Regions from separate parts of the Homo sapiens genome. Here region 1 is linked to region 2. The links are chromatin loops, found by intact Hi-C in ENCODE. Cell type or tissue: MCF 10A. All regions are shown on one strand.

The links. Peaks named below come from ENCODE experiments on the same cell type or tissue, not always from the same donor. Only the 100,000 strongest peaks of a DNase experiment are listed, where the experiment ranks them.
Region 1: it touches region 2 in a loop (2.5-fold over the local background); 8 of 110 quality-filtered maps call a loop at or near these places.

What each region holds. Positions count from the first base shown.
Region 1 is chr10:62,431,895-62,434,394 of GRCh38, forward strand. It overlaps a transcript of ZNF365 not described here. Among named protein-coding and RNA genes, the nearest start is that of ZNF365, 59 kb to the left of the region's middle. In MCF 10A, no CTCF peak of the experiment used is centred here; a DNase peak (open chromatin) is centred at 1,427.
Region 2 is chr10:62,382,989-62,385,488 of GRCh38, forward strand. The region is part of intron 2 of ZNF365 (zinc finger protein 365); the gene reads left to right. Among named protein-coding and RNA genes, the nearest start is that of ZNF365, 9.9 kb to the left of the region's middle. RefSeq lists an enhancer at 628-1,827. In MCF 10A, no CTCF peak of the experiment used is centred here; a DNase peak (open chromatin) is centred at 1,283.

The DNA.
Region 1 (2,500 bases), 49 kb after region 2:
ACTCCAATAGTGATATTGAGATCCAAAACTGACAAAGGCAGGGTTTGGTATTGAAAGAAGAATGAGAGACCTGAGGTAACTTACAGTTGGTCACAAAAACATACTGTGAGCATGGGCAAATCACTTTTTGGGATCCCAGCTTTCACATCTGTAAAAATAAAGTGTTGGAAGATGTTTAAGCTATTTTTTAGTCTGGTTTACTGTGATTTGTCTGCCACTTGAGACTTCCAGCAGTATTGTTCATGAGTGGATGCAGGTTAAACCTGCAAGCCGTGGCCCTGTGAACATGGGCTCTGGAGGTGAGGGGTCCAGCCTTTGTCCGGATTAGCATTGCTGGGAGCTGAGGGGCAAATAAGATATTTTAGGAGAGCAGTTTTTAGGAGAGCAGTTTCTTGTTTCCCATATTGTCTCCATCATTTGGTCCCAGACATTTTACTCATGTGCTTCAGAAGTAATTTGAGCCAATACTTTGTTAATTCAACCCTGAATTCAATCTTCCATAGCAGGAAGCAACCTTAGGAATGACAGCAGGTCAGGGCTGCTCCTATAGTTTGAGGGACTTCTGTTTTTCTGTCTTGGAGTCTGATTTCCAGGAAGAATTTCACTGAAATGGGTACCTTAGTATTTACAAACCTAGCACAGATGGATTGACCATTGACATTTCCTGGGTTCTTTTTCTAAGCCCCTTACTTAAACAATTAATACCTTGAAATCTTTTAAAAGACCACTGCCTTTTAAGACCATTGTGAGTATATTAATACCTCCATATTTTCAGTTTAGCCTGATGTTGGGTAAAATGTAAATGCACAACAAATGATAGCAACTATTACCATTATTATAATGACAGAAGACGGGCAATTTTGCAAGAGCCAATTAGGATAAGTATCAGGCCCTAAAAGATTTCCAAATATATCAGTAAGATTGATGAAAATCAGGAAGAAGACCACTTCTTTATCTCAAATAATATGAAAAAGTTTCAGTCCCCAGAATATTCTCTTGAAAGCCCTAAAATGTACATGGAGATCTTTCCCAGTAAACCCAAATTAGGCATTAACTCCTCTCACTTTTCATTTATCATGAGATTTAACAAACTTAAGGATTTGTCCACAGCAAAACCACTCCACACTTTGGGTTTTCCCTAAAAACTCAGATTATCAGGGAAATCAAACCAAAAGGAACTTCAAATTCATCCTAGATCATGGACTGTTCCTTGTAGAACCTACTGCTTGATATGAAGTTTGATTTGGATTTGTTTGAACAGGAATAAAAACTGAGGTAAAGGAAAGGCTACAATAACTCCAATAGAAGTAATGAGTTACTAAACAGTTTAATGAGTTTTGGAGGCCCCTGAAATTTGGGTTCCTGAAATGAATTCTCTCAGACAGTAGACAAATGACTCACCAACTTTGGCCATCGAGGCGGGCTGAGTCATCTAAAGTCAGCTGAATCACCTGCTTTCAGCTCTGTTTTATAAGAATTGGGGCTGGCTGGATATTTCTGTCCCTCTGATTGCAAGTATTAAGCATTTAAAAAAACAGAGAATATGATGTCCTTCTTAGGAAAACCACACAAATTGCTCATGCACAGATGGACTGCATTAGTGAAAACAGATTAGTAATTGCTTTTAGTTCCTGATGATGAAAAAGTGGCTCTGAACACCTACCTCGCTGGATTCTTTACTCACCAGATAAACCAAGTGATACTTGATGACGATCCAGATTTGGATTTAAGAAGCAGAAGGTCAACTCCACAGAGCTCCAAGTCAGGTTGAGAGCATCCTGAGATGGCATCGGTAGAGCTTGCCTTTAAATCCTGGACCCCAATCCAGGCCAAACACACATTATGATTGGAGTTAAAAAAAATGTTTTCACAACAAGGAAATATTGAAATAAGTCAGCTAACATTTTCATTTGGAAATACAGAGGAAGTTAAGGCGTTTTGGGGGTGCTTAGTTTCCTTGTGTGTATTTTTATAGTTTTTTAGTGGGATGGAGATTTAGTGGAGGCAGGCTGGTACAAGGGAAAGAATCCAGGTCCAGGAACTGAAGATTCTTAGTGAGCTGTGTGACCCAGATGTACTTTCAGGGCTTTCTCAGACTTAGTTTCTTCTGCTAGTAAATGAAAATGTGTGTGTTAGTGTTTCCTAAACCTGCTTGAACATAAGGATCACCTGGGGCACGTGTTAAAAAAATCTGAATGCACTTGGCCTCACCCAAACCTGTCGGAATCCGAATCAGCAGGGTGAGGCCTGAGAATTGATATTTTAACCAGCACCTTGGGTGATTTTTTTGTTCAGACAAGTTTGGGAAACATTGAATTAGATAATCAGTAAGATATGCTTCGGGTCTAAGATTGCTCAGTGGTGCTTCAACACAGCAAACCTTATTTTTTTTTTCTCCCTGTAAATTGGAGAAACAACAATCAAATGAAAAACAAATCAACTGATGGGTGGAGAGGTTTTGGTGGGGCTAATGTGCAACTTTATCACAATGCTTACAAAC
Region 2 (2,500 bases):
GAGAGGCATCAGTTTTAGATCCCACCCCCTACTCCTGTAGGAGGTACCCGTAGGTTACTCATTGGTTTTATGCCCCAGTACTTGTCTGGAAAAAGGAAAAAAGAAACTTAAGGATCTCTGTGTTGGTTAATGATTTTCGAGTAGAGATATAGTTGCACATTTCATGCATTCAGCAGAAATGCATTAATCCTGTATTGTGTGCTGGGCTCAGGTTAGGTACAGGGGGTACTTGCAGACAGTGAAGGAGCACACAAGGTCCCTGAACTCACTGATTTTATGGTCAAATGGGGAAATGGCACACTGGTTCATTGTGATGTGCATGGTGATAAGGTACAAACTTCTGTGGAAAACACAGTAGGCCATGTCATGTACACCTGGGCATGTGTCTGAGAATACTCCCTGGCAAGAGAGTCTGAGGTTAGAGGAATAGTTAATTGATAATTAATTGTGGGGGCTTGGGAAGAGGAGGAGGAATGACCCTGGCAGAGGGAACAGCATATCCAAAAGTAAGTGTGGCTCAGTGCAAAAATGAAGGAAGTTAAAATAGACATAAGAAATGGTTTGTTGATAGTAGATTATAATACATGATAGGATCAACGTGTTGTCACTCATTAAAATGCATAGTTCAATGCCTGTGCAAAATTGCAGTGAGCACCACAGTGCGTGAACGCATATTTCCATTACTCTCTGCACATGCTTCTAGGGTGTATTGGTCACATGATAGCATGTCTTTGATTTTTCTGAATTAACCTGTCTTTAACCCATCTCAGAAGAAGTAACTGAGAGGATTCCATCTGTAAAAAATGAAATAATATTATCTATTTTTCAGACCATATGGTCATCCTGTAAATTAATGAACGCATGTGTGAATGGATATAACTGAAGGTTTGGCTCTCTGGAAAGGGCTTTTTCCCTCATTGCTCCTCTTCTACTGTGTTGGTTTCTGGATACCTATCCATCTGACAGATTTCCAGATCTGGAAATCATTCTGCATAATAATGAGCTTCAAGGTCAGTTTCTTATATTGTACTGGTATTTTTTTTTTTAGTGTCAAATATTGCTTTAAATAAGCATGTTTTCTACTGAAGCCTAAAACCTCTGATTTAATAATATTTGGCCTTTTTTTTTTTTTTTAAATAAAGAAGAAGTCGAAGATGGGGCCGGAAGTGGCTTAGAACCAGTTAAATTTCCCCAACACTGGTCTGCACCCACACCCTGATTGAGTTTCACTCAGGTTGGCCCTTATCTTCTCATCTGGCCTTCCAGCTTTCACACTGTATTCTGAGTCACAGGGTTGAGAACCAGAAATAAAACCACACAAGTCTTCTACTGTTCTGTCCGATAGCATCATATTATTCTTCTTCTTAGTCACTTTTAACTAGCTTTGTAATTACGTGTTTATTTCGGTATTTCCTTCTTTCATTGTTTGACTCTCTCACTACATGTATCCATTATATGCTAACGTAAATAACATATTTTTATGAAAAATAACTGTTTTCCCAAAAATAATTTAGTGAAAAGAGCGGTATTGTTTTAAAAGTTTATGTGTGGCTTCATAGAAGGCAGCTGGACTTTGGTAGTTCCACATTCAGTCTGTTGCAAATTTGTTGTTTTGGTTGAAACAGATGAAGAAAATCTAGTCTCCCACAGATACATAGTAGGAAATGGAGGGGTATTTTAATAGCCTTCTCAGATAATCATGGATATTTTGCTTTGATGCTGTGCCAAATGTGACAGTTGGTAGTTTCTTAAAGAGTCATTGCAATGTGGGATCTGAAACCATATCAGTGAACATTTTGTACTTTCTTACGTTGAAATCTATTGGTCTGTCTTGCACTTTGAATGGATATTTTATTGTTTGGAGTGTAATTATGAAAGAGGTTACAAATGCAATGTGTTTAACCCCTTTTCTTTTCCATTCAGAAAAACCCCAAGATTCTTTGGGGAAATAAGAGGTGGTTCTGGATATTCATCCAGACTGAACAGGATGTGAATGAACGGTGGATCTGAGATGTACACACATGATATTCCACAATTAGTCACTTGGTTTTGATCCCTTTTTCATCTAACAAAGATACCCTACACAATCTCAGTATGATGAACTTCTCCAGTCTTTCTCTTGTGTTTAACCTGTCTTTTAAAACAAAATCATAGGATACCATCAAGCTTGTTTTAACTGTTTTTTTCCACCCTAGTTGATGTAATACATCTACAAACTGAAATTAGGTTAGCAGTTTGTGCCAGGTTGGTTGAAAAATACAGAAGGTATTAACTTCTCAGCTTCAGGGCACAAGATAATTGGTTGAGAGAAGTTAGAAAAAAGATCCTTCTTTTCTGTGACATGGCATAACATTCCAGGAGCGTATTAAAATTAATATTAAAAATTAATATCAGCATTAATATTAATTTTTAAAAGTTTCATGTAGAAACAGTGGCAAAATATGTGATTGAAAAATACAGCCACAATCATAAAAGGTGTTGCATTCAAATTTGTTCTCTT